Regions from separate parts of the Mus musculus genome. Here regions 1 and 3 are each linked to region 2. A link is a loop called in an ENCODE intact Hi-C map of the cell type or tissue named here. Cell type or tissue: left cerebral cortex. All regions are shown on one strand. Links, peaks and the distances in the headings refer to the core of each region. The heading gives the core; the rest is flanking DNA.

Region 1 (10,081 bases), core at 2,021-6,020, 300 kb after region 2:
AGAAGCTATGTGCTGTGTCTTATTTTCCTTCTGGGTTTTTTGAGACAGGGTTACACTGTATAATTCAGGCTAGCCTGGGATTTACTATGTAGCCCAGGATAAACTCACACTCTCAGTTCTCCTGCTCAGCCTCCTACTGTGGCTAGTGCAGGTTTGTACCAGTTATGCCATGTTGTTTCTTTGTTTCCATGAGACAAGGTCTTATGTAGCTCAGGATGTCTTTGAGCTCCTAACCATCCTGCCTCTACACTCCCCACCTAACCCTAAAATGGTTAGACTCACAGGTGCATACTCCCATATCCAGGTGTACTATTAATTTTTTAAAAGTATTTTACTTTATCTGCAGTGTCTGCCTAGGTGCACATCTGCTGAGGCCTGAGGATGTCAGATTCCCTGGAACTACAAACACTCTTGTGTTATGTGGGTGCTAAGAATCAAACCCAGGCCCTCTGAAAAAGCTGCCACTGCTCTTCATGCTGAGCCATCTCTCTCACCACTCTTTCACTATTTAGAAACAGAATTCTTACGTGTAAAATTCATGGTTCAGAGGCGTGCAAGTTAATAGATTAAGTAAATCCACAAAATTGTGTAACCACCGCTACTATATCTGATTCTGAAAAATGTCTCATCCATCTCATGGAAGAATTCTATGATCTCTTTGTCTTCCGTGCCCATCCCCCATGTCCTCTCAGCCACGAGGGGGTATGTTTTTATTCTCTGTCTCTATGCATTTATCAGATCGGGATCTCATGTACGTGATATCATACAGCATGCAGCCTTCTGTCCGTTGCATGTTGAGCATGGTGGGGTATGCTGGCTTTTCTGCCTTTATTACACTCCATGGCGTTCCATTTGTACGATGCACCTGGTCTCCCTAACTCAGCGACTGAGGGACATTTAGATTGCTACCACATTACCACTGCTATGAATAATGCTTCAGTGGCTATTCATATGAGGTTTTGTGGGAACGTGTTTTCAATTATCCTGGTTATATGCTTACCGCTGATATTTCTCGGTCATGCTTATGTCTCTCTGTGCTTTATTTTATTTTGGTGTTTTGAGGGAGGGTCTCTTGCAGGCCAGCCTGACTTTGAATCGACTGCTGAGATGAACCTCCTATTGCTGTTCTGCTATCCAGACACGGCAAAATGTTTTTGTTTATACACATAGATTAATGCCTCTCTTCTCTTCTCTTCTCTTCTCTTCTCTTCTCTTCTCCGTCTTCATCTTCTTTCTTTCTTTCTTTCTTTCTTTCTTTCTTTCTTTCTTTCCTCCTCCTCCTCCTTCCTCTCTCCCTCTCCCTCTCTCTCTCTCTCTCTCTCTCTCTCTCTCTCTCTCTCTCTCAGTGGTTTCCCTGTTTAGCCTAGTTGTCCTGAAACTAGCTCTGTAGACCTGACTGGCCTTGAATTTAGGAGCTCACCCTGAGCCACCATGGGCAATGATTCGAGCTGCTCTCAAGTATAGTCAGAGAAGCCTCTTTCTCACTGGGTAGCAATGCAGAGCCTCATCGATAGCTCGAGTGCTGAGACTAAGTGACTTCAGAGTACTTATTCCTAAAGGATACATTCATATCAGTCCTCCCGAGGCTCAGGGGACATTGCAGAAGAGAGGGTAGAAAAACAAAACAAACAAAACCATGGCAGCTGGAGGGTAGGGAAGAGCTCTGTGAAATGTAGTCCTCCCAACACATGACCTTTGCACGGACTTACTGCAGCTGTGGTTACCTGCACAAGACCTAAATGAGGTCCAGCGACCAAACTCTGTCAGCGTTCTAGCAGCAAGAACTAACTGAACTCTCCGTATGGGAAAGGAGACCATGAAGACTGGAAGCAGTGTGTTAGGGACTATCCAGGAGGAGCTGGAGGCAGACATTAAGGGTGGGTATGATCAAGACACATTGTATAAAATCCTCAAAGAATAAGTAAAAGATAATCTATTTTTAAAAGAGGATGCTTCAACGTTTCTGAATGGAGAGCAGGAATAAGGGAATAAGCTGAGTGTGGTAGTGCATATCTTTAATCCCAGGATTTAGGAAGCAGAGGCAGGAGGATTGCTACAAATCCAACCTAGCCTACCTGTCAAGTTCTGAGTTAGCTGGCACCCTATATCAAAAAGAAATCCAAATGGCAAAAAGTAGATTAATAAGTTAATAAATAAGTAAACAAACAAGTAGGAAATATACTGGTTTTTAGAAATATGTATTTTTATCCATGGAAAGAGCTGATCTGATTGTATCAAGTAGTTGGAAGTAAAGAGTTAAGCAAGCCTTAGGCGGGCTCAGGATCAGAGTTCAGAGCTGTGTGGGTAGAGTTTTCTACTCTCAGACTCACCTGGTTTACAGATGTGACTACCGTCTGAAGGCCAGAAGACGCTTTGCTACCCTGATACATTATGCCACAATGTCCATTATGACAGAAGTGGACTACGTTATTTTGCTTCGATTCGACCATGGTAGCTTGTGTTCCTCACTTTCCTGAGCATCGCTGTAGCTTTTGCTTAGCTTTCCAGTTCTCTCTCCCCCAACCCTTCCTCATTTATGCATTTTTGACCCCATCATTCCGGAATCATCATTTCACCATTTGGGATTGTTTTCAAACTAATGTGTCTCACACATACATCTCAGGACTCCATCCATCAGGAGCAATACACAAGATGCCAGTAAAAAAATACTGTCTCTCTAATTTGTGAATGCATGTCTGAAAAAGATAGCAAGTGTCAGATGAGCATAAAAATAACTCAGAAGGCTGAGGAGCAGGGAGGGAGAAAATACACATAATAACTAGCTTGTTGGCTCTTTGCCTCATACAGCAGCCCACGTGCTGCCGCCTGTGATGGCCCTGCTGGTGCCTGTATACAACACCCACCAGAGGCGGTTCAGGCCACCGACTCCCACGTCTCATGCCTGTCTTACCTCCAATGTGTTCCTTTCCTGGTAACTGTGACAAGGATAGCACAGCTTTATTTATTTATTTATTTATTTATTTCTAATCATAAGTTTCCTTGGGAACATACCTTGGATACTGTATAAATGGCTCCGTTGCGATTTTTCGAGAGTTCACTGAAACCCAGGTGGCCCACGATTGAGGTTTTCAGGACCCTGGTGATTTGTCTGACCACTGAGCATTCACAGGCACAGAAATGGTTCACTACATCTAGCGGGAAGGACACTGGGGCTGTGCAGCCTTTGGGCTGCTGGAGAGCATTTAGGCTGCAGAGACCGCACTGCACTTGCTGCTCATCAGAGTTAAGAATAGTGGCTCAGTCTATGGTTTTCTCAGTTCGATTTAGCAGATATTGCCAGAATAGCACTGTTCTGGATTTGGAGGAGGCGCAAGACAAACTTGCCTTGAGGAACAGAGATAAGCTATGGGAAAACGGGCCTACGCCTGAGTTCTGGTTATGTGGCTGTAACTGTGGCGATGTAATCCAGCAAGACCTCACCCACACTTTAACACTGGGCAAACCACAGGGGTCCACGGTCCATCAAAGTGGAGATGACTCACCTTTGAGCTGTGGAGGAATGGCGGCAGAAGAAGAGAAGGGTGGTCAGTTCTGCCTAACAGGTCAGTGCCGGTCAGCTGTGCACGAGGTGCAAGTGCGCTGCTCTCATGGTGAGCTGTGACTTCCCCAAAGGCGCAGCCATCTCCAATTCAGGGGAAAGGCTGGGACAGGCTAACTGGCACGGCTAGGCCATCTGCACGGACTCTTCGTCATTGTTTCCTAAGAAATACAGTCCACAGATTCACATCGTATTAAATATTGTTAAGTAATCTAGAGATCCTTTAAAGAATAGTGGAGTATATGTTTAAGTAATATGCAAATTCTATACTATCTTAGACAAGGATGTGAGCACCCCCAGATTTGGGCCCTGGACCCAGTTCTTCACAGATGCCCAGAAATGGCTATATTTGGTAAGAGGTACTTTTTTAAAATAAAAATTCACAAGATCATAGAGTTGTTTCATAAGAAAGTGATTTATAGCTTGCAAATGTATTCACTTGAAGAAAAATACTTAAATAACATTTCATAATTTGTAGCTAAAAGTCCATTTCTTGACCATTAGCTGTAGTTGGCATGTTAAACATCACTATCTTGGAGCCTCATACCATGCATGGCCACTGATTTAGGTCCAGCTGAGCTTTCAAGGGACACACACATTTACAGTGTCATTTCTTTTTCCTTTAGCTTCTTTTCCAATCCTATGGCATAATCAATCTTTTCTAGTATTCTTTTTTTTTCATATTTGCAAGATTGTTGTACCCACTCCAAAAATCTAAGCTTTCAGAGAACCTTCTGTGTGCCGTGAAATAAAGATGACTAAAAATCCATCATCCTCAAACCCTCGAGAACGGCTTTTCTGCCAACGTTAGCAACCGCCAGTAGGGTAATTGGGAAAGGATAAATATATCTTTTCCTTTCTGAGCATGGTCTCTGTGTAACCCAGGCTGGCCTTGAACTCACACGTATCCTGCATTAGCTCACAAGGGCTGGGATTCCAGGCATGCTCTATCAGGCCAGCTAGGATAGCGCATTCTGAAGATTGCTAACTAAGTGGCTAGAGAGATGGCTTGTCGGTTAAGGGCACTGGCTTCTCTTCCATAGGACTGGACTCAGTTCCCAGAACCCACGTGGCAGCTTGTAACCAGTTCAGAAGAGGGAACCCCATGCCCTCTTCCAGTTTCTGTGGCACTAGGCTCGTATATGGTGTATAGATATTCATGAAAGAAGTAAAACAATAATAACATAGATGGACAGCTGATAGATAGATAGATAGATAGATAGGTAGATAGATAGATAGATAGATAGATAGATAGATAGATAGATAGGAAATCCTGGCCCAGTGAATCATGAAAAAAAGGGGGTGTCCAGGAATTCCTATTTTTAAATCTTCCCAAATGTCATACTTTTTCAGATTTGGTAACCAGTAAGCTAGTTTAATGCTTCTCCAACTGTGCACACAGCTAGGGACCATGTTAAAATTCAAATCCTGTCTCAGTAGATCTCAGGCTGGCCCAAGACCGTGCTTCTTTAACAAGCTCCCAGGAGAGTCCCATGTTGGCAGTGCCTGACCCACGTTGTGAGTGATAAAGGTCTCAGTTACTCCCCAGCTCTGTGTTCGTGGACCACAGATAAGAATCGGAGACTGAGAAGTTCGATGAGCTGTCCAGGTCACCTTAGTGTACAGAGAAGACACTGTGAGCAGCATCGGTGTGCTCTGATGCCCACGCGTGCTGCTTGTGATAACTGCCCCCTGACCTGCTTTGACCTGGGGAAGAGGACGTTCCTGTGGTTCACTCCCCACGGGCGACAGAACATCAGCAGCTCAAGGATTCATTCTCAACCTCTCTTTACCGTCTCTGTCCCTGTCCTATCTGTCCAGTGGTGCGCTGGTAGAGGCCCTGTTCCTACTCACTGGAGAAAAAGCATCTCGCTTTGTAATCCTTGCCTTCTGTGGAGTGGATATTCCTGCTGTGACCCATTTCCAGTGACTGATGCTATGGTTTGTTTTGTTTGACTTTTTATTTCTTTTTGAAACAGGACCCTGCTCAGCCTCCCCATGCTGTGACTGTCTGCCATGCTAGGCTCCAACCTACTTTTTTTTTTTTTCTTTTTTTCTTTTTTTTTTTTTGCACAACCTGCTCTCATGAACCAGAGGAAGCCAGATTTCCCATTGCTACACCCAGCTATCATCTGACCCTCACAGGACCGAAGCCTCAAATCAGGGCAGTAGCCATGATGGCACCGCTGCTTCTTCTTTCTTCTTCTTCTTTCTTCTTCTTCCTTCTTCTTCTTTCTTCTTCTTTCTTTCTTCTTCTTTCTTCTTCTTCTTTCTTCTTCTTTCTTCTTCTTCTTCTTCTTCTTCTTCTTCTTCTTCTTCTTCTTCTTCTTCTTCTTCTTCTTCTTCTTCTTCTTCTTCTTCTTCTTCCTCCTCCTCCTCCTCCTCCTCCTCCTCCTCCTCCTTCTTCTTTTTCTTCTGAGGCAGGGTTTCTCTGTGTAGCCTTAGCTGTCCTAGAACTCACTCCGTAGACCAGGCTGGCTTCGAACTCAGAAATCCACCTGCCTCTGCCTCCCAAGTGCTGGGATTAAAGGCATGCACCACCACTGCCCAGCTGCCATGATGGCTTCTAGGCTGTAAGACACAGTGTCCATTTTGAAGAAATAACACTTGCATTTTAAGCAAGCTGATCCCAGGTGTAACTGGGTAAGAGGCATAGGTTGCAGGTGTCTTAGGAAAGCTAATAGGAAGGAGGAAAGGTCACAGGTAAAGTTTCTGATGGAACATTTAGAAACTGAAAACAAGCAAGCAAACAAACAAAAGAATCAACTGATGAATCCCAAAATGAGCAACGAACGCAGTGATGTAGCCAATCTATAACCCAAAATGTTGGATCTATTTGCTTCTTTGGACAACAGTATTGAGTGAGTCTCCTGAGCTAGGTTCTGACAATACATACAGACCTTGTGTTCTCTCTCTCTCTCTCTCTCTCTCTCTCTCTCTCTCTCTTTCTATCTCTGTCTCTGTGCGTGTGTTTATCTGTGTGTGTATATCTGTCTCTGTGTATGTTTCTATGTGTGTGTGTGTATGTCTGTGTATCTATATGTCTCTCTCTGTGTATGACTGTCTCTGTGTCTGTCTTTATATGTGTGTGTTTGTATATGTGTATGTCTGTGTCTCTCTCTCTCTGTATGTCTTTATGTGTGTATGTCTCTCTTTCTGTGTATCTGTGTGTGTTTCCTTTTTTTCTACATTTCTCAGAGGGTACGATTAGACCAGAACTGTGTCCTGTACCAGTGTAGACATAACTGCCTTTCCTTTCAGACAAGCTACCAACTGGTTTTTTTTTTTAGTGTTTTGAAGCAAAGGTTCTCTGTTTTAACAGATTCACTATTTGAGAAAGTGATGTGGTTTTAAAGGCAGACATTCCCGCAGGCTCACAGAGCAGCACAGAGCAAGAGCTACCAGACAGATAGCAAAGTCTGGGCTCTGTGTCCACATTTCACACATGCCACGTAGAAATAGGGAAAACATGCGCCTTTTCTCCATTAAAAATTATTTTAAATTGTACAGCAGTGTTATTTTCCCATATTAACTTGATAAATAATGAGAATAAAATATAAGGGAGGTAAATGTTAGACACCACCATGTCCATTTGGAAGAAATAACACTATTACATTTTAAGCAAGCTAATTTCTGGTGAAACTAGGTAAGGGGTTTCAATAAATGTAGATTCTAACATAGAAAAAAAAATAGATTTTATACTTCATCTCTGACAAGTGTTTTGTTTGCAATGATATGTGTGCTGGAAAATGTCATAAAGAAATGCACAATTTTATACATTTGCTAAAAAAACAACTTTAAAATAAACCTGCTGTGTCTTTCTGAAATTCACATTCTCACTTGGCTTCTCAGCCTAAAAATTCCTTTTACTAACAACCCTATTGTCTTGGCCGGACTCCTGAGCACTGTCACCACCTGCTACCTCTCCTAAAGACCAAGTGTAATCCACCGCTACCTCTGTGTTCAGTAAGTGTCACCTGCAATCAGAGGGGCTGCGACAAGGTTGATGGCTTTTCCTTTATGAACCACCCCTGCTGTTCAGAGAAATAAGCCAAAAGGGTAAATGTAAATCCAAAGAAAAGTTCTGCTCAAATTATAGTTAGCAAAACGAAGCCAATAGGTTTAGAAGCAAAAGACCATTACAGAATGATTTCAGCTACACAGCACACAGACAGAACCAAACACCAGCGAGTCCACGTATCTTCACCTAAGATGATCTGGACAGCAAGCTGCTTGAAGGTTGGTCTCAGGTTTTGAGCATGGGTCCTCCACAAAGGGCAGAACATCTTTGTCAGTCTGGAGCTTTCTCTGTGCTGATTTATGTCTACTGGGTCTCTTTCTTATTTCCAAGTTATGTTAATTGATTTATTGGTGGGGGAGGGTAACACATGTGTTACCACAGAGCCAATGTAGAGGTCAAGGACAACTTTAGAAGTTGGTTCTTTCCCTCCACCATGGGAGTTTGGGGGATGGAGCTCAGATATTTCATCCTTAGTGGTAAACACCCTTATCTACTGAGCCATCTCATGGTTTGTGTGCCAAATTTATTATAAAGAGCAAAGTAAATGAGCACATGGAGAAATGCTGCCCTTCGAGCATCACATGAGCACAAAGTTGTGCAGCTGCTATCCTTCATAGGGCCTTTAAATTTGGTTTGATTTAGTTTTAGAGAGAAGGTCTTCCCATGTAACCCAGGCTGGCTCTCTATGTGATGATATCCTCAGAGTCAATGTCTGAGGTGCTCAGAGACTAGAAATGTTTTTTCCCAGAAAACATCAACATCAGTCAATATTCAACATTTTAATTTTTCCACTGTTAATCTGAATGAGTAATGATTTCTCCCCATGTTACAGGTTATAATTTTCCCTTTGTTCCTAGAGTCCTTTTGCTTTTCTTTGCTTCCTGTTTCTCTCTGTTCCAGTGTCTCTGTGTATTTCTATTGTTGTAAATGCATATCCTTCCATTCGCAGAAAGCAATCATTGCTATGGTTTCATACCTGAAAGGGACTGAACCTTCCCCCCAGTCTTCTCTTCCTTTTCAAATTGTTACAGTCCAAGTGAGAAAGCTACAGACCACCATGCACATAAGGCCAAATAAGAATTACCTAGAGCAACTCTGTACCCTCAAAGCTCAGAGTATATAACTGCAAACTCTACAAAACCCACAATGACATGATTGTCAGGTGCAGGCCAGGGGAACCTGATAACATTTGTTTTGGCCAAAGATTCATTGTTTTAATTATACATCTGGACCATGGTCATGGTCATGGAACATCTCAAGTAACACCAAAGTGGGTGTTACTGCTTAGGGGATTTGGAGGTTAACAAAGTATCCAAGCAGATACAAATGGAATCATGGAGTCAGGCTAAGATCTGGACAAGATGGCACAATCTCAGTCATTTTCAAAAGAGCCTGATGCAACATCCAACCATGATGTATATAAAGAAAATAAAACCATTATCTCAAACGATATCTTAACAACCAAGTTATTGCTATATTCCTTAAAGCAGTCAAAATATGAAATCAATATAATTGTCCACATATGGATAGATATGTAAAGAAAATGTGAATATATTTGGTCACTAAAGGAACAATATCTTGATATTTATGACAACATAGATGACTCTGATGGTTCATTATCATAAATAAAATAAACAAGGCACAGAAAAACAATCACATGAACCTACTCATATGAAGAACCTAAGATGTTCATCTTACACAAGTGTTGAAGGCAAGTGACGAATGGGGAAATGTAGACAAAAGTTACAAAGTTGTAGGGCCGAAGAGATGGCTCATGAGGTACAAATACCAACCCCCAAGCCAATGAATGACATGAATTGAATTCCAGGAACTGACATGGTAGAAGGAGAGAATGAACTAACAAAGTTGTCCTCTAACCTCCACATGAGGGTGATAGCATGAGTATATGTACACAAGCACACACACACACACACACACACATGCACATAGACGCACATACACATCAACCACATACACAGCACATACTCATATACCCATACACACAAACATAGATATCACACATACATACCCATATGCATATATATATATATATACAAATATATACACATACACACATGTGCACAGATACACACACATACATACATATACACACACATACACACCACATACAACTACCCATATACCCATATACATCACACACACACAGAGCACATACCCATATACCCAAACATTCATAAACCCGATAGATAGATAGATAGATAGATAGATAGATAGATAGATAGATAGATAGATAGATAGATAGATAGATAGATAGATAGAGGGATGGATGGATGGATGGATAGACAGACAGACAGATAATAAATAGATGTAAAAATTACCATTTTCAAAGGGTACAGAGTTAAATAAGTGGAACAAGGTTGCTTCTGGTTTTCATCTGTACCCAGAGCTGACTCTGTACCACAGCTCTCCATATCCAAATTGCTCCCAGAGAGAACTGGTCTCCCAGGAGTGTTGACACACAGGCTTGCAGGAGGGACAAT
Region 2 (10,081 bases), core at 2,408-6,407:
TCTCTGACACATAACTTCTTCCTTTGGATGTTTATAGCTTGTGTTTCTACACTCGATCTTATCCAAAAGACCGAGAAGCGATATAGCTTGTGTTTCTATCTTGCCTGTTTTAATGGCTGTTTCACATAGACTGCTTGATGCTCTTTTTTGGTCCTGTTCATTCTCAACTCTGTGGCTGGTGGCCAGCATCAAAGTACTCCTGAAAGGTGTCTGAAGGTCTGCAGATTCTTGTTTGTCTGGAAGAAAAGTCCTGACATTTAGTTCTTGACATGAGTTTATGAGTTATGACCATGTCTGTGGCTGGGTTACTCCTAGACTGCTGTGGTGGTTCTTGTTTCTACTCTCAACTATGACTAGAGTCACATAGCTGAGTGTTCTAGATCAAAGAAACACGAGGGATTTTGTATCTCTTTGATTCTGGCTGGAGAAGGAGCACTGAACTCATGCTAACCATGGCTTACTAGCATTCTAGAAACACAAATGCCCTGCTTCAACCTGGCTAGTCAACAGCTTCAACCACAGGTTCTGTGACTGGTGGTAGGCAGGTTCAGGGCGAGGGTAGCAGGGAGATTCTCTGCCAACACACACAGCCTTGATGCAGGAACACAGCAATATGCCTCCACACTGTCTACATCATGGTCCAGCTCTGAGAGCAGTGGCTCTCAATCTGTGGGTTGAGACCCCTCTGGGGGCTGGGGGGTATCGAACAATCCTTTCTCAGGATTGGCCTAAGATCATCAGCAAACAGATTTTATATTATGATTTGCACCAATAGCAAGCTCACAGTTATGAAGTAACAACAAAAATACGTTTATGGTTGGGGTAACCACAGTGTGGGGAACTCTGGCATTAGGGAAGGGTCATATCACTAGAAAGGTTGAGAATGGCTGGCCATGAGCTAACAAATATCTACGAAGTAGTGTGCTCTTCACCTCTTAAGTCATACCTGTCTACTGTCTGACCTTTAAACTTCAAAAGTCATCATGTCTTCCATAGAGCCCACGAATTTGCCCTGTGCGGATTCTCTTAGCTGTGGCAGAAGAGGGAAAACACTTTATCAGAAATCTAGATAATAAATATGTTAAGTTTTATGACCCATGCATTCTCTCTCAAAGATAATTGGCTCTGATGTTTGTTGAGCAGAGGTCTGAGAACATGAAAATGAGCTACCATGCCTTTGTCCCCATGAGGTCTAGGAACCATCATTTGTATGGTTAGATTATAACTAGAGATGTTACCGAACTCTCTCTCTCTCCTGGGTGCTCTTGGGGAATATCCTTGTTAGAGTGGAGTAGAGTCATAGAAACATAGTTGAGAGAGTGAAATGGTATGTGTGTGTGTGTGTGTGTGTGTGTGTGTGTGTGTGTGTGTGATCTTATCTATTCTAAATTGGCATTCCTGCCCAGACTGATCAGCAACCTCCAGCTCTTTCTAGGATTTATCTCTGTGTGTCAAGTGCCTTTGTTGCCTTCTCCCCCTTCCAAAATCCAGTCTCTGTCTAAGGACCACTTCTTCTTTGAGGCTCTTACTGCTTTAAACACAAGACCGATTGATTGGCTCTTTTAATTATATGTTACCCTTAAGTTCTATTGGATTGCCCCATAATCACAGCATTGTATCTGGCTCATTAGAAGTGCTCGTTTATGGCCTGATATTTTATAGCTGCTCAGATGAACTTGTTTCCCCATGGATTCTTCTCTAAAAATATAGCTCTGGTGAATACACAATTCTTCTTGGCCAAGGCATGCTAGCAAATGAGCAGTTCCTTTTGGTTGTGGCGTTTAGCTTGCTATAGTGACCCTGGAGGTCTGATGTCTCTGCCTTCTAATGATGAAGGGACCCAGAGCCTCCACTTTCAATGGACTCTGATTTTTCAGTTCACTAAGTCCCATGTCCTGCTTTGAATGTGTAGAGTTTTAATTTTTCATATGTCAAGCAGTTAAAGCCATAAAGCAGACACTTTCAAACAGCCAAGCATGGAGGCAGAACATTTTTGAAGCCTGGCTCTATTTACAACTGAAAGAGGTGACCCAGCAAGGGCTGCAGATGTTTCTATACTCCAGGGTTCCATGAGCTGCACAGCGTCTGAAGACAGCTCCACGGAGGGCAGCGAGCCAGGAGAGCTGTGTAGGAAAGCAGAGTTGGAGACATCAGTCAGACCTCAGGGTATTTCCACCTCCCTCTGGCCAGTCCATGCAGCCATGCTTCTAGGAGAATTTAGAAATGAGACACTCCAGTGTGCCAGCTGTTTCCAGCTGGGCAAAGGAGAACCTGTACAAGTCTTATTATACTTTGTGGTCTGGCAGCTTCAGAGTCATGACAGCCCATCTAGTTCCCTAAACCACTGGGTGTTCATCCAATGAATGGAATGCTCACCTTAACATAAAATGCTACAGTAATAGCATCAGCCAATGTGCAGGATCATAGGACTTTAGCTTTTAGCTCTGTGAGAAATGTCTGGTTTTCATTTAAAGAAAAATGTCAGCCCAGACACACATTTTGCATTATGTATAGGCAAGTCACGGGACCCAGAGCTTCTTTGTGAGACTTGACATAGCAGGAGTGACAGAGCTGTCCTTTTTGTCAAGACTTTAGTGAGCAAATATTCTAATTGTATGAGCATTGCAGAAAGAGAAAGTGTTGACCGACCACCCTTAGAATTAGTCATGATTGTCTTATTAGACAAATTTACATTAATTCTTCAGTTAGGATCTAAAATAATGAGCTTCATGATGACCTTGCCATATATAACTGCAGCTGTACTGAGCTCCTCTTACAAATACATTTTAACATTGCCTGTTGACTATCTTTACCTCCGACACTAATGGGGCTAACACTTTTATGAAGCCAGCAGAGTCAGAACTTTCCAGAAGCTCATATACAGCTATGCTCCTCTGATGTTTTAAGTGATCTCTTGCTTTCAGCCCACAATGGCTTGCTTCCTTTTATTTTTGGAAATCATCTACTTTGGAAATATTTATATTTCTTATATTTATATTTTAAGAGTAGCATCTATTAAATAGTTATTTCACTTAGAAATCAGACTCATTCTGTTTGGGGATGATATAATTACAATAGACAATGTGGATATGCAAATGTATTTTCAGCAGATAAGTAAGGACAAAACTGAATGACCATAGGGAGTTTCTGGCTTGAAATTAATTTATTCTCCTAAAAATATTTCTTGTTTTACTTAACTGTTCTTTATTAGAACACAATAGACCCAATGTAGACAAAGTCTCACCCCAATCCTGACAAACAACTCATCTTCAGGGGTCCTGTTTTTCTAGCTATTAAATGAAGGGACCATTTTGTGGAGGAAATAGTTCTAAATGGTTAGGGTGAGTAAAGTATTGTGTTTTCTGGAGTCTTGCATGCAGTTGTTTTGCCGTGGTACATAATTTGGTGGAATCTAATTGTATACTGAGGCCAAGTTCTTCTGAATAGCATCTCAGCATCTTCCTACTGTGGTTTTAAATTGCTTTTCTGTCTCATTTCCCTCCTGGCTTCCTCCTGGGCTCTTGCTTCTTTCTCAGTGTTGCTAAAATGTCTTCTCTTGGGGAGATAGAAACAATGTCTACCCTTCCCACAGAGGTCCAAAGGACAAAGGGAGGCATGGATCCACCAAATATTGACTCTGGGGCAATCTGTGAATTTATTAGGCTTACTGACAGAGCAATGGAGTTTGGAGACAGGATCATGTACAGCCTTAAAGCCACCACACTGGAATATCTGTATCCAACATGAATGGTAACTGCCCCTTTGGCTATAGGTGGGACCCCTCCCCAGTCCTTTCCAGTCTATAAACGCCAAGCTCTTCTTTGATGTCATGTGCAATTAGGGCAGACTAGCATACGCCTAATTGGAAGGAGTTGCTGGATACCCAGGTGATGGTCCTGTGACCCTCCCTGACCATCCTTCTATGAGGGACGGGGAAGAGTCAACAAGCCCAGCTGTGGAGATCCTTTGTAAGTTTATACAGGTGAACTTCATGAAGATGGTGGCAGATTGGCTCTGTGGATGCTCTCAGTGAACTCTTGACTCTGGGCTTCCTCCTCCCCATCACCCTGAGATGCTGCACATACTTAAAAAAAGAAAAATAACATCAACAACATATTTTGTTTTGTTTTCCTATCTCCAAAGTTAGGGTCCTGATGTGGGAACAGGTCTGGCCTCTCAAACACAGTGAAAGCAGCAAACACCTGAGAACAAGAAAGATGAGCTAACAAATAAACTTGACCAAGACACAGCTACATGCTTGTTTGCAGCACCGCCCCGGGCAATGTCCGGAATTGAAGCAAGATGCACACAGAGATCGATAGCAAAATGGACACGGCCCTTGAAGCAGATAGTTGCCGAGTCGACCCTGGAAAGTAGCATAAGAGGCTGGGAAACGTGTTAGGCAACGCGTTTTGGATGGCAACCCACTTGAGCTTTGGAGAGCCCGCGAAGATAAAACATTCTGAAATATTAGTTGTCTTGGGAAATTGGGGTACAGAAAAGAGAGCGCTTTTGTATCACAAGATGGCTTGGAAACGGATAGATCGCCACTAGGTGACGCTGTTTCTTCATCTGTGAATCTTTCTTGTCGCATCTCCAACCCCACTCCCGACAGCCTGCAGCTTGGGTCAGTGCTGTCTAAGGTCGCTGCTTGGGATCCATCTTTGCCCTGCCGTGGCTGGAGCAAGGCCAGAATGAAAGACACCTTAGTTTCCCTTGGATTCCTCCGTTGTAAAACACGGGGTCCTGCAATTGGTGATTCTGAAACACTTCTCCATTTACTTTTCTTATATGCATCTATAACTTTAAAATGCTAAGGCTGGGCACGTTCTGCCTTTTTATATAAGCAAACAAGCAGACACTTGCACACAAGTGCCACTCCTCAACCAAATCTCAGTTAGATAATTAGACTGAAAACACACTGGGCAAGGATCGGATGAACACTGGCACACCTGTATGCACTGGCATGTTCTTGAGCTTCCTACACAGTTCCCATGTAAGACCTCAGTTATGTGCTCAGCGAGGGTAGAGCTATGGAGAGTCTTAGAGGTTTCACAGACCGTTCACCAGAGGGAAAAGCTGTTCTGCAACCATACCTCTTTAGTTCTAGAACTTTCTTCTTGGCTCTGGGTCAGCTGGACCCTGGGCTTCCTTGTGTGAGTTATGGAATTTCACACAGGAGTTCTGCTTGCTTAAACCTCTTGTGATCACTGATGGACACGGACACCTAGCTCCGGTGTGAGCTGTTTCCTGCCTTCATCTCTAGCAGAGATCCAAGAAGGGTGGCTTGCTCCAGATGTTTTCCATCCTGTGGTTGTTATGCCAAGGCAAGAATACAGCAGTGGGGCCAATCATGTTGCTGCGTACATTTCTGGGCCAGCGTTCCTTGTCTCTTCTTGATGCTAGTCATTAATGGAGCCTGGATCTGTTCAGTGCAGACAGGCTGTTTTCCCTTGGCCAGCTGGAAGGTTGATTGTCTGCTCTGTCTTACAGGATTTGTAAGAACCAGATGCCCCTTGTAAACAAGATTGCCCACCCGTAGCCTACCATGAAAATGCCACCTCAATAGGAGGAGAGACTTGGAGAAATCTAAAGAAATTTGGCAACATGAATCTGGGATGGGGTAGAGAAAATTTGAAAGCACAGATATTTAAGTCTACTACTTTGCAATCCTGGTTCGTGGTTTTTTTTTTTTTTTCCATTTAAGTGATGTTGGATTTCAACTTTGTCTTTTCTTCATCTAATGTAATGGTAAAAGTTTTATTTTTAATAAATATTAAAGTTCCCATTCTTTAAGAAGATAAAAATAGCAATAATCTCCAAATGCACCAGCCCCCCACTCCTCTCCCCTCTGCCCCCTGCCTCTCTCCCCTCTGCCCCCACCCCTTTCCCCTCTGCCCCCACCCCTCTCCCCTCTGCCCCCACCCCTCTCCCCTCTGCCCCCCCCCCGCCTCTCTCCCTTCTGCCCCCACCCCTCTCCCCTCTGCCCCTATCCCTCTCCCCTCTGCCCCCACCCCTGTCCCCTTTGCCCCCTGCCTCTCTCCCCTTTGCCCCCACCCCTCTCCCCTCTGCCCCCTGCCTCTCTCCCCTCTGCCCCCATCCCTCTCCCCTCTGCCCCTCTCCTCTCTGTCCCCTGCCTCTCTCCCCTCTGCCCCCATCCCTCTCCCCTCTGCCCCTCTCCTCTCTGCCCCCTGCCTCTCTCCCCTCTGCCCCCACCCCTCTCCCTCTGCCCCCACCCCTCTCTCCTCTGCCCCTCTCCTCTCTCCCCTCTGCCCCCACCCCTCTCCCTCTGCCCCCACCCCTCTCTCCTCTGCCCCTCTCCTCTCTGCCCCTTGCCCCTCTCCCCTCTGCCCCCACCCCTCTCCCTCTGCCCCCACCCCTCTCTCCTCTGCCCCTCTCCTCTTTGCCCCCTGCCTCTCTCCCCTCTGCCCCCACCCTTCTCCCTCTGCCCCCACCCCTCTCTCCTCTGCCCCTCTCCTCTCTGCCCCCTGCCTCTCTCCCCTCTGCCCCCACCCCTCTCTCCTCTGCCCCACCCCTCTCCCCTGTACCGATGGCCCAGCATCTCTCTCACTAGCTCAGTTCAGCTCCAGTGTTCACAGCTAACAAGGTTTCATTAATGTGGAATGGGAATTTGGCCTTTGCTTCCAAACAAGGCGCTGAGCTGGTGCAGCCTCAGCAGGGGAGAGCTTTCCCTTTCTTCATCTCTGTGCTTCCCTGGTGTGTAATCTTGTCTTCTGAAATAGTTGTAATCAGAACAAATTACCTCAAGAGCGGGAATGAAAAGATCTCACAGCCTTTGTGGGTATTTTGGTTTTTTTTTTTTTTTTTTTTTTTTTTTTTTTTAGTTTTCTTTAACAGCTGGCACCTTCCCTCAGTAATTGAAAATGATCCAGGAAATTTGTGTGTCCTTGGTAACATTTCTCTTGAGCATGTGAGCTGGGCTTTTAAGGTGACAGCCTTGTTTCAGCTGGTGCAGGGGGACCTGGGGAGAAGAGAAACCTGTCTCCTGGCCTGGTCCCCTTCCCTTAAGGGGAACAGAATAAAAAAGTTTTAAACAATTGGCTGTTGGGGCCTGGGGAAAGAGCCACGGGTTTATGAATCTAGACCCAAATCTTATGAGCCACAAGACAGGTTGATTTCCGAGAGATGGTGTCCTAGTTAGGTCTTATTTTGTTTTATTTTTTTTTTTTGTCAACTTGGCACAAGCTACAGTTATCTGGTAAGAGGAACCTCAGTGGAGAATCCACCTCCATCAGATTGCCTTTAGGCAAGTCTGAAGACATTTTCTTGGTTAATTGTTAACATGTGCAGCATAACCCTGGACAGGTGGTCCTGAGTTGTTTAAGAAATCAAGCTGGACAGACAAGCCATGGAAAGCAAGCCAGTAAGCACCACCATGGTCTCTGCTTCGGTTTCTGCCTCCAGGTTCCCGCCCTGCCTGAGTTCCTGTCCTGACTTCCCACAGTAATGAACAGTAATTGGGTCGCGTACGTCGAACCCTTCACAGTTGTTTTTGGTCACAGTTTTTATCACAGTAACAAACAGCGAAGACAAAGGGAGAAGCTGTTTGAGTTCACTGCTGTTCAGTGGGTGTCGGTCCCTTGGGAAAGGAGACTGAAGGATCAGCGTAGGAGTTTACGATGCCCCTGGGACATGCTTAGAGGAAACACCTGGCAGTTCAGGTGCCATTTCTGTGTACTCCAGCTAGAGATGTGTGGAAATATAGTCAGTCATCAGTAAGGTTATTTTTCTGAGCTAGGTGATAATGCCCCACGTTCATCCAGGAGGCCACGGGAAGTCTACAGAGCTGGGTGTCATGGGGCTGTTTATCATTGTTCACTAATGACAAGTCAGGTGGGGAAGACCTAACACTGACCAAGCACCGCCGTCCTGGGTCTAAGGCTCCGACACCTCTTTGCAGGGCTGCGTGGGTCCGCATGGCTTATGATGCCCAGAACATATTACCATTAATTGAATGGAAAGTGAGCAGAGATCAGCAGAACCTTGTGTTAGCCAAAACTTATATATACTTAAAGCATGGGCCTGTCTGCAAAGCCTAAGGAGAGTTCAAGAGATGATAAAGACTAAGCTGTCTGGAGAGGAGAGGATTTCACACACACACACACACACACACACACACACACACACACAACGGTTAGTGTCCTAGTTAGAATTAATCGTCAACTTGGCAGCCTACAATTACCTGGAAAAAAAAATCTCAATTGAGTAATTGTCTTTATCATGTTGGTCTTTGGGCATGTCTAACAGGATGACCCAGGCCGCTGTGGGTAACACCATTCCACAGACAGGCAGTTCTGGACTATATAAGAGAGATAGCTAATGGAATCACAGCATGAGACAGGAAAGGAGATCTAGGGTCCCACCCCTAGCCAAGAACCTCTTTGCAGCTGATACCCACTGGCAAAGGGAAAAAAAACCCTCAGTTTTTCTCCAGTGGAATTCCACTGAGTAAGTATCTCAACCACACTCCAGGATAGACCCATGCCCGGGAGTAGTTGACAAAACAAAGTCAATAGATATTTTTTGTTGACTTTTTGTTTTGGCTTTTTTTTTTTTCCATCTTTTTGGTCCTTTGCTTGTTTGTTTTGATTTTCATTTTTGAGGATTTTGTTTGCTTTGCTTTTGGTTCTTTTGAAAGAGAGAGGGAGGGAAAAAGCATTTACGTTGGGTGGGAAAGGAGATATGGAGGATCTGAGAGGAGTCAGAGGAGAAACACATTGCACGAAAATATTTCTTGTTAAAAAAGAAAGAACTCTAGCTAAACGTATGTCCAGCAAGCCAGCAAATAGCATCACCTGATGGTTTTTACCTCAAAGTCTTGCTCAAGTTCCTGCCCTGACTTTCTCAGTGATGGACTGTAACCCCTAAAATGAAACAAACCTTTTACTCTCCCAAGTTGCTTTTGGTCAGTGTGTTTTTAATCACAACAACATAAAGAAAACTAGAGCAGACAGCAATCTGTGAAACCAGCACTTTCTACTATGTAACACCAGGAATACTTTAAGCAGAGTGGACATCATAGCCCTTTGTTGGAATGAGTTTAAGGTGAGACTAGTGTGGGTCATTATTGCAGGTATCAAAATGAGACACTGGGGGCTAGAAGGGGACAGGACTGAGGTGGCACACTCTCAGTCTTTTAGCAACTGAGATGCTGGGTGCTTGCCAAGTAGCTTAGTGTGGGACAGTGCAGGGTACAAAGTTCAGCCACTGGTAATCCAGTTTTATCCAAGATCAGAGCTCAGTAATCCGTTTTTATCAAGGTTTCTCTTCTTCTTCCTCCTCCTCCTCCTTCTTCCCTCCCCCCTCCTTCCCCTCCTCCTCTTCTTCCTGCCCTCCCCACTTCCTCCTCTTCCCCCTTCTCTTCTCTACCTACCCCCCTCCTCTTAGCTTTCTCCTTTTCCTCTGATGCTTTGTGCTTTAAGCACTCAAACTGTCTTCCTCCAGTCAGGTCAAACTTGAAAATGCTCAACGAAAAGCTACTAAAAGACCAGGGTAACAGCAGAAGCTGAGAGTAATTTCTAAAATTAGAAGATGAAATAATGAAATATAAAAATTACTAGGTTGTTCTTTAAATATAAAAACAGTAACATTGCCACCATCCGTTCAAACAAAGCACCATAAGAAGTGTAGTTGTAAAGTTTTAACAGCTGCAGCCGAGCTGCTACCGCTCACGCGGACTCCCAAAGCAGTGCGTGTGAAATGAAAGCCGATGAGTCACAGCCCAGACGTATCAGATTATAAAAAATATGTCAATTTCTAAAATCGATCATGCATGTATGCATGTCAGAGTCAACTCAAGATGTTTTGGATGTGAATCTGGTGCTGCGGAGTAGGACCATTTTGAAGTTGTGATGGCGACGAAGGTGGTGAGAAATCTGCCGGTCGCCATGACGAGGAGAAGCGCAGCCCATGCTGTGCTTCTTCCGGGATGCAGATCCTTAACGGAAGCAGATCTGTCGGGCTGACGCTGGTGGCTGAGGCAAAGGCCCATTCACTGCCTTCTGCAATGATGATAATAAGAAGCACAGCCCATCCTGCTTCGAGGAGGCAGGTCTGTCTG
Region 3 (10,081 bases), core at 2,475-6,474, 420 kb after region 2:
CCGTTAACCACTGATTGAGAAAATGCTGGATCTCATGGAGGCATTTCCTCAACTGAGGCTCCTTCCTCTCTGATGACTCAAACGTGTGTCAAATTGACACACAAAACCAGGTGGTACAGGTAAGTGCTCAGCTCCAGAAATTAGGGTGGAGAAGCCAGGTGGTGGAGCACACATTAAATCCTAGCCCTAGAGAGCTCTTTGTCTATACATCAAGTTCCAGGCTAGCCAGGACTATATAGTGAGAACCTGTCGTAGGATAATAACAAAGCAAAGACAACAGTAATAATGTGGACAGAAGCAAAGATAGGCAAGGTACATGCTGGTGGAGTCTGGGGTAGTAACAGAGTTGGGGTGGACATGACCAAAACACGTTGTAGATATGCTTGAAACTGTCAAAGAAAGTATTTTAAATTAAAAAAAAAAATGATAGAGGAGATACATCTGATGTCTACCACCCATGTGTGTGCACACCCATACACGCACAGAAAGGGAGAGGGGAAGAAGATCAAACCAAGTTTTAGGTGTTCTTTGTGACAATCAGATGCTACAAATTAGACATTCAATTAGAAAGGAAGGAAACCAGTATCAGGAGGCTTAAAGGAGATAAGAGGAGAGAGGAGGGCAGCGACTGTTACCAGAGTGCAGCCCAGATGATGGGACTGCAGCCGTGCAGCCCTCTCACATGCTCAGGGGGAGCCAATGATTCCCGCGCAGAGCCCAGGGCCAGGCTCACTGGGCCAGATTATTTGTCTTCTTATTGAATTCATTTGAAAAGACACTGCCTACTGCACTCAGCCACTTCCATAGTGTGTCAGGATCACAAAGTTGAACAAGTAATATTGCGTGGTAAAAAGAGGGAAGTCAACTCACTAATTTAATAAAACCAAGGATTATTTTGCTATAAGAAATAATTGGGCATATTTCCTTCCTGGAGCCTCTTGGCTCTTTCTCAGATAGATAAATCTATATCTATTTGGTTTAAAGAAAGAAGGAAAGAAGGAAGAAAAGAAGGAAGGAAAGAAGGATGGAAGGAAGGGAGGGAGGGAGGGAGGGAGGGAGGAAGGAAGGAGGGAAGGAAGGAAGGAAGGAAGGAAGGAAGGAAGGAAGGAAGGAAGGGAAAAAGAAAATTAAAGAAGAGAACAGAAATAGGGGCTGGTCCAATGACTCAATGGTTTAGAGCACTTCCAAGAACCCAAGTTCACTTCCCATTGCATCTTCAGATACTTACACATATGCACAGACACACAAAACCAACCAACCAACCAAACTAACTAACTAAATAGCTTCCCCCCCACCCACTCTCAGGACACTGTGCCCTCAAGCCTCAAGCAGTTGTCCAGCTGGCCTGTCCCAAGAAAAGCTATGTTGTCATCCCCAGCCTCAAAATGCACAAGGAGCCAGGATGGTATCATCACTGGGCAAAAATTACATCTTTAAAAACAAAAAGCAAAAAACATCCAGGCCTGGTAGTATAGTCACTAATTCCAGCAGCCTAGAAGGTTGAGACAAGAAGATCTCAAATTCAAGTCCTGCCTGCACTACAGAACAAGTTACAAGGCCAGAGACAACCTAGTGAGATACTGCCTCAAAACCAAGAAAGGAAAGGAAGGAGGTGGGAAATATAGCTCAACAGTAAAGGGTTTGTCTAGGATGCATGAAGTATCACATCTGATCTCCAACACTGCAAGACATAACAAAGAGATGCATAAAGATATACGTAAAACAAAAACTACCTTGTACTTCTTTTTAAAGCATTTGTATTGAGGCTACCAAGATAGATACTTAGGAAACAGAGGTGATAGTAGGCCTATGTCTTAGCTGTGAATAGACACTATGACCAAAGCAACTCTTATACGGACAATATTTAATTGGGGCTGACTTACAGGTTCAAAGGTTCAGTTTATTATCATCAAGGCAGGAGCATGGCAGCATCCAGGCAGAAGGAGCTGGGAGTTCTACATCTTCATCTGAAGGCTGCTAGCAGAATACTGGCTTCCAGGCAGCTAGGATGAGAGTCTTAAAGCCCATGCCCACAGTGACACATACTCCAACAAGGCCACACCTACTCGAACAAGGCCACACCTTCTAATAGTGCCACTTCCTGGGCCACACATATACAAACCTACAGCCTATCTGCTAATGGTCTCATTATGACAAGGAAAGTTCAAGAGGAAAGAGAGACCCTGCTGTCCCAAGAGAGCTAACTGTGTCCTGTAAACACTTTATTGTTGTTGTAATGACCAAACTATGGCCCTAAATTATGGATCCCTCTACCTTTTGTCACCTGCCTTTCCTTCCTATCCTGTCACCTGCAAAGGAGAATAGATCTAATGCTTAAGTACATGTGTACATACTTAGTCATGTTCTATTACTGTGAAGAGACACTATGACCAAGGCAAATACTATAAAAGATAATGTTTAATTGGGGGGCTTGCTCATGGTTTCTGAGGGGTGATCATCATGGCAGGGAGAGTGTCAGGTACTGAAGAAGTAACTGAGAGCTTTATAAACTGACATGACTTGAAAGCTGTGGGGGGTCGGGGGATGGGGGAGCAGGCCTGGAATGGGTTTTTGCAATCTCAAAGGCCACCCCTCAGTGACACAAGGCCACACCTCCTAGTCCTTTCCAAACAGTTCACCAACCGGGGGATAAGCATGCAGTTCTATGAGCCTCTGAAAGCCATTCTCATTCAAACCATGATATGTACATTGCTCCTGTGATACAAAGTATGCACCATTGCGCTCATGACCTTGTGTAAAGTCTAGCATAGGCTAGCTATGGCGTCAGCATCTGGAGGTGGCCTTTGGGGGACAGGAAGAATGAATTAGTCTTTAGTTTTGTCTTCGTCTCCTTCCCTTATAGACTCCATGAGACATTTCTCTTCACCTTAGGTCAATGGAGAATCTGCCAAAGCAAGTCTGTGTGGTAGAACAACAGGAAATCCAACTGAGGGCCCCAGAATCACCCGCTTCCCTGGGTTATTTAAAATATATATATTTATCACCCACATTCAATAAATGGCTGTTATAACACTTTGTGAGGAACAGTGAAGAAAGGAACAGGAAAGAGATTGAATGGCTTTCACTGTTTTCTAATGAAACTTACTGAGGTATAATTTTACTGTGCAAAACAAATTCTTTTTCGTTTCATGATGAAGTTTGGTTCTTACTGTAGTCATTACCATAATCCCGATGGGGAACATTTCTTTCATCTTAGAATAATTCTCTTTGAGTTCTCTCTGGTGATTTTAGATGGCCCCTTTAGGAAAATCACGGCCTACTGAAGCTGTAGATTACATAATGTATCCTTGTGTCTTGTACAACTTCATCCATATCTCACCTCATAGAAACTCATACTCTAAAGGAACTCAGGCACCTCTTCCCCAGTTAATCCACGTTTCCCATATAAATGGTGTAACAATGTGGGTTTTGTTGTTGTTATTGTTCTGTTTGGGTGTTGTTTCTGGCTAGGATCCCATGAATTCTAGTCTGGCCTCAAACTCTGAGGATAAGCTTGCATTTCTGATCCTCCTACCTTTAACCTCCCAACTGCAGGGGTTCTAATCCCATGTTGCCACAGTGTCTGTCGCTGTTTTGTTTTTTCTTTTGTTTGTTTGCTTGTTTTGTGGTCCTGAGGATTAAACTCATGGTTTCATGCAAGCACTCAATCAACAATTATTTTTAAGGATAGTTCTAGTGTATTTCCTACCAGTGAACGCTTACTGGTTTTGGATTTGAATGCTATATTTGAATAGAATGAGATGTCAAACAAGTGATTGAGTGGCTGAATTAATGAATGAGTGAATGAATGAGTGAGTGAGTGAGTGATCGTGTATGTCTATCTCATAGACCAAAGTACAGCCGGAGGTGAAGTAGCTGATCAAAACCACATGCTAACAGGGACCCCAAACCTTTTTGCTATAAATCCTATTTAAAAAACAAAACAAAACTCATAAAATATCAGCATCAAAGAGCACAAGTGGAAACGAGCTACGCATAATTAAATGTTTTTGTTAAATGAATTCACTTTGCAGAGGTTCAGGATAAGTTGGGGCATGTAAAAAGACTCGTCCTTGCTTCCTGTGACTCCCTTAGCATTGAATGGATTCAGCACGAATTTTTGGTGAAGGTCTGGGCAAGGTTCTGCCTATTGGTTTTGCACACTTTGTTTCTGTTCATTGATTTTCTCTTACTGCCGGCTTCTCTGTTGAAAAGGGTGGGCTTACCTCCCCAGTTGTTCCTTCTAATGTCACAGCGGAAGGAAGGGCATCCGAGGACCCTACAGAGTAAGAGACCATTCACTGCTACACATGTGTAGGCACATTATTTTATTTTTCAAGGTTTCATAGGGCAGGAACACGTTTGATGCCCCCCACCCCCTGCCTCCGGGGCTTGGTATCAGAACCGGAATCTGAAGAACTTCATTGAGAATTACATTATTGGGTCTGCATTTTACTCTGGTTACCACATTGTTGCAAAGAAAAACCAATTCAAAGAACCCTCCCAAGGGAATCCGTTGTTCTGTGTTTTCTGTGTCTCCTGACCATCCTCTGATCTTACTCACATATGCATGCATGCATCCTTGCTCCTTCCTGCCTTGCTTTCTCTTTCCATTTACCTTTCTGAGGAGGCTCTCTCCCTTCCTCCTTCCCTCCCTCCGGCTTCAGCTCTTTCTTACTCCTTCCCCCAGCTGCTTAACTACAGCTCCCACTGGAACCTACACAATCAAAAACAGCTCTCCTCCAGCAGCCTCCAGCAGCGCATCACCTGGAGCAGAGCGAGTCGCTCGCTCCCCGCTCAGCCCGGGAGCAGCTCGGTAGCTGGGGGCGGGGACGGTACCCTGCTCTCGCCTGAGCGCCCGCCAGAGCATCTCTGGATAGATTTGCTGTATCCCGCCATCCGGCCCCGGGGTCCTGTTGTGGTGATGCTTACGTTTCAAAGCAATGATGGAAAGAGAAAAGCCATTGCCAGTGGCCTCTGAAAGTGGGGCGAGTTACTGCAGTCGCTGCCGCAGCAGGATGAGCGAGTGAAAAACTGAGCCCCGTTAGCCTCTCCATCCCGTTCGGTCTTCATTCACCGTCTCCAGGAAGGCGGATCGGGATACAGATGCAGTAAACCAAGCCGGTGCCACCCTGGATCTATAACTGTGAAGTCCCTTCTGTGGAAGATGGTAAACAAAGACATGAATGGATTCCCGGTCAAGAAATGCTCAGCGTTCCAATTTTTTAAGAAACGGGTAAGCCCAGGTTGTGGTTGTTGCTTTTGTTTTCTACGCTGCTTCTCTCAAATGCTTTTGGAGGCTTGCCTAGGGTAAGCCTCGGGTTTTGTTACTGAGCCCTTCGTGAAAGCAGAGCTTCTGGTGTCAGTGGTCAAGGTGAGCGCTGGCCCTGCTGAGATTCATATTTGTTGGGGGGTGGGTAGGGGAGATGTTGATGGAAAGGGGGGGCTCAGAGGAGTTGCATTGGAAGAAGGGGGTTGGGCCGAGATGCCTTCAAATGGGTTTAAGATGGGAACTGAGATTTCTCAATCAAAGCCATGCCCAGGATTACAAGGCAGTTTCAAAGACAGCTGGCCCGAGTGCAGTTAATAAGAAGCAATTTAGTCTGGGCTAATTAAGTAGCTCTCTCGCTCTTATCTTTGAAGGGTTCAACTTTGCCACACCTTCCCTCCGTCTCAAGGGCTGCTGCATTTTCGTCTTCAATTGTTAGAAGCAGCTTTGGCTCCTCAAATCCATTCTGCCACTATCTCTATCTTTGGGGTAAACAGGAAAGGACCAGAGTGACCTTTGACAGAAATGATGGACTCCCAACATCTCAAACCCTCTATTTCAAGTTGCCTCAATTTTGCCTAGCACACGTGCCCTTACCAAAAGAATAAGGGATAGCCTGTTTTATAGCCCAAACTATGATTGGGGGGGGGGGCGTGCGGGGAGGGTTCTGCTGCTATGTACATTTGCTGTATACATTTGTTTAAATTCCTTTCATTCATAATGTTAGTAATGTCATAGGGCTGTAAATGAATAGACCTTTCTCTGTTTCACAGATAAACTCAGTTCATTGCAATGGCCACACTGGAGGTCTGTGGCTCTGCAAATTTATACATGAGTGGGGACTCAGAAATGAGTGGTTGTTGGAAGACTGATCATTGACATCCTTATGGGGAGTGTCTCTTAAGCAATAGGAGGCTCCTGTAGCCCCAGTTGTGCCGTCCTATTTAGTGCCCGGGGCGGTCCTATCCAGCTGCTTCCTTCCATTCATTCACCCTTCCCTTCATTCAGGCCGCGTCTGTGTGTGCCGAAAAGGCAACAGAACGTAATGAATTACAGGCTGGGCTGGACGGCCTCCTAGCACTGAAGGGTCAAGCTGGAAAGGCAGGTCTGCAAACCAGCAGTCTGCAAGCGCCAGCAGGAGCTCTCTCACATCCTGGCTTAGAGATCCCCAAATCTATGGCCAAATGCAAACGATACGCACTAAATCTGAGTAACGCTAACTCCTGCAGCCAGTGTCAGTTGAGAGGTCTTTCCCCAGTAGAGTCTGCAAGTCAGCCCAGCTTCTTGGTCCTCCCGCACTACTAAGGTCTCCCCTGTAGTCAAAAGATACTTTTCCAAGGGAAGCACCCTTTTATTTAGTCCTTAAATTCTTTACTTCCTTCTAACTAACTAGCCAAAGTTTGCTGTTTTTTTTTTTTTTTTTTTTTTTTTTCTCTAGCTACATTGACCAAGCTGTCTTGAATGCCTGGGCTGAAATGATCCTCCTGCCTCAGTTTCTTGTGTATTGGAACTATAGGTTTAGGCTTATGAGCTTATGCCTATCTTAACTAATTTATTTGGTGCTATTAAGGGTATTTTGTTTTACAGTGCTGGGCCTCAAGCATGCAAGTCACCCCTCCCCCACAAGCCCCATCCCCAAACAGTGAACTACGTTCACAGTCCCTGGGGAGTTTAGAACCCTTTCAGCTATATATTGTCAGTCAACCAAGTGTCAGTTACATACTGTTTATTTATTATAATAGTTTCTTATTTTCTTTGCCATCAAAATATACTACTAGAAATCCCAGCTTGACATCTGGTTGCATTTTGCTTACGAGCATAATTTACCAGTGTGTTTCAGCCAGTGTTTCTGCAGACCTTGGGTTTTGGAAAGAGTGAGACAGGGTACAGATGTCTTCTCAAAAACTGCAGGGAGAAAGAGATTTACACCATGAGGTCCAGCAGGCCATTTCACTGGGTTCAGTCTGCTGGAGATTGGGTCTGACATCTCCCTGCCCCCCCTCTGCTCTCCTTGCCCCTCAAGGACAGTAGAATGTGACATGTGTCACGTCATTGACAGCCCTGGGGAGAAATTCCTTGATTCCTGTCTACTTTGTTTTATTACACATCCGATTTATTCTGTATTCTAAATGCTCTCTGCTTGTACTCTGACCTTGCCTTGGCTTTTTCTAGTTTGGGTGTTTTTGTTTGACTGATTTGAGACGGGGTCTCTTTCTTCTAAACCCGATTAGCTTCCAACAGCTCATGGCGTAGCTGAGGCTGACCTTGAACTCCTGATCATTGAGGGCCTGTGACTCCTAGGTGCTGGGATCCCAGCCATGCTCCAGCATACATGGTTTTAAATGTATTATTATTGTTATTACACAGGTAATAGGAAAATAAATGTGTACAGTTAGAAGACAGTAGAGAAGTTTAGCTCACCTTTTCTGGAACTCTTCCTTCCCTCCTCATGTTGTCATGGATGCTAATACTTTGCTGAACTGCTCTATGTGCCTTACATACAAATTCATATTCTATAATGTCTTTGTTTTTGGCCAAGAATAATCCATTTCCTTATGTTCTATTGAAGTTCCACACATTTCTGCATATCTTAGTTTTAGCCCAGCTAGACAGTCCTACAAAGTAAACCTTTGTCTAATGCCCACATTGAGCTGTGAACAGAACTGGATTCTGGGGAGGTGGGGAGGGCTGTGCACACACACTCACCAAAGAAACAACTGAGTCCTGAACACAATTTTTTGATTGTAAAACACTAAAAGACGGCTTCCTACATTTCTCAGCTATCCAGAGGGAATCCAGTGAGCCACCAGAAGGGACTATAGCTAATGTGCTCCCATGGTGGCCCACCAGGAGCCGTATTCATTCTGACTGTGTTTTAAATCTCATGGACCAAGCAGTTTCTGCAGATTATTTCATTTATTCCTCATAGCAACCCAACAAAAGAAAAATGATTCTCTGTGCAAAGTGTAATGTAGAGAGACTGAACAATTAATTGGTTAATGTCAGTTTGTTTGTCTAAAGATCAAGTGTGGTTTTTGTTGTCGTTGTTGTTGTTGTTGTTGTCTAGGCTGGCCTCAACTCCTGCCCTCTTGACTCCACCTCATAAGTGCTAAGATTGTATGCTGAGGGTACCATCATGCCCAGTTCCAAATTGGATGTTTTGTCTCATATCATCCCCCTCTCCTCTTTCTTCGTTTCATGTCAGACTCTCCTCCACCCCCATGTGAAATAGGTATGTCACTACTCAATATCTGAAGCCCAGCCTCAGGAGGCAACCTTCTCCTAGCTCTCCGGACTCCCCTCAGTAGCAGCAGTCACTGGAGACAGCGCTGCTGACTGGAGGAGCAATGTCTAAGCAAAGCTAGGTCTGATGCTTTCCCCACAATCCTCTGGACTAATGCCTTTCTCTCTGATGTTTTAAAAGCTTGACTAATTTCACTTAGCTTACAATTGCTAAGCTAAACTAGGTAAGACTTTCTTTCATTCTATGTGTTAATGACAAATTGGTGCTAGATGTATACAGGTTATATTTTATTCTGAGAGCCTACAAAATTCAGTTAAGATGAATGGAAAAATTATTATTCTCAGTTTTTATGTGAAAATCTGAGAGCTGGAGAATATATCAATTATGATAAAGGTTATCCCTTTCCGAGGTGTTAAAGATTCCTCCCTGACGTGGATTCCTGCAGAATGACCCAGAAAACACAAATAAATGATATTGCCTTGAATTTGATAATCCTTAGTGGAAATACACCAAGTATGTGAACGAAATCTGATAACAGCCATGCTGCTATTATTACCTTTTATCAAATTTCAAAGGTATTTGACAGATAGAATTTCAGATTTGGAACCAGGAGCCAGGAGCTATAGTCCTAGTATTTGGGAGGCCAAAGTGTGTAGAATTGCCTTATAACCTACATAATAAGACCCTTCCTCAAAGAAAACACACACACACACACACATACACACACAGGCACACACACACACATACACACAACACATACATATCACACACACACACCACATACCACACACATAAACACACCTCACACATATCACACACACACACACCACATACCACACACATACACACCTCACACATATCACACACACACACACACACCACACCACACACACACACACACACACACACACATGCCACACATACACACACACACACATGCCACACATACACACACACACACCACCCATACAAACACACACACACTCACACACACACACACACACACACCACATACCACACACACATACCACACACACACACACACACACCACATACATATCACACACGCACACACCACCCATACACACACACACACACCACACACACACACATGCCTCACACACACACACACACACATGCCACACATACACACACACCACCCATACAAACACACACACACACTCACACACACACACACCACATACCACACATACCACACACACACATACACACACATACCCCCCAAGGAGAGCAGGTGAAGGAAGAATGCCCCTCAGGCATCCTTTCACACACCTCCCTGAAGCAAGAATGACAAAGCCAATTATGAGGATATTAACTAAGGACTCAGATTAGAATGGGGCTAAACTAGCTTCCCATTCCAAGGTTTTCCTTGCAGATCTAGAAGGATGTCTTCTTCATTGTGCTACAAAACCAGTCCTGTCCCATTCATTCCCTTCTCAACAGGGTAGGGACAAACATAGTTGTTCTGCTGTTTTGTCTTCATGGAGTCGCTTACAGACCGCTCACCAACTTTGACAAGAAGCTTATGCTCTGTCTCAGTGTTTTAT

Evidence for each region. Peaks named below come from ENCODE experiments on the same cell type or tissue, not always from the same donor. Only the 100,000 strongest peaks of a DNase experiment are listed, where the experiment ranks them.
Region 1: it touches region 2 in a loop (4-fold over the local background); 4 of 42 quality-filtered maps call a loop at or near these places.
Region 3: a loop joins it to region 2, with 6 times the contacts of the local background. A loop is called at or near these places in 5 of 42 quality-filtered maps.

The regions. Positions count from the first base shown.
Region 1 is chr10:21,759,896-21,769,976 of GRCm38, forward strand. No RefSeq gene overlaps it. Among named protein-coding and RNA genes, the nearest start is that of Gm5420, 74 kb to the left of the region's middle. In left cerebral cortex, for the core only: a CTCF peak has its summit at 4,369; DNase peaks (open chromatin) are centred at 2,825, 3,298, 3,908, 4,333 and 1 more place; H3K27ac peaks cover 2,060 bases.
Region 2 is chr10:21,460,972-21,471,052 of GRCm38, forward strand. No RefSeq gene overlaps it. Among named protein-coding and RNA genes, the nearest start is that of Aldh8a1, 89 kb to the left of the region's middle. In left cerebral cortex, for the core only: a CTCF peak has its summit at 4,546 (motif pointing right); DNase peaks (open chromatin) are centred at 4,565 and 5,394; H3K4me3 peaks cover 206 bases; H3K27ac peaks cover 454 bases.
Region 3 is chr10:21,877,472-21,887,552 of GRCm38, forward strand. It overlaps Sgk1 (serum/glucocorticoid regulated kinase 1), which reads left to right and starts at 4,713. Exons shown (of 14, transcript NM_001161845.2): 1 at 4,713-5,236. The coding sequence starts at 5,168. Gm46215 (a long non-coding RNA gene) reads right to left here and starts at 4,807. Exons shown (of 3, transcript XR_001779732.1): 1 at 4,722-4,807; 2 at 4,227-4,279. It overlaps Gm23839 (a small nucleolar RNA gene), which reads right to left and starts at 1,421; the gene lies at 1,313-1,421. In left cerebral cortex, for the core only: no CTCF peak of the experiment used is centred there; DNase peaks (open chromatin) are centred at 4,856 and 6,272; H3K4me3 peaks cover 2,446 bases; H3K27ac peaks cover 2,318 bases.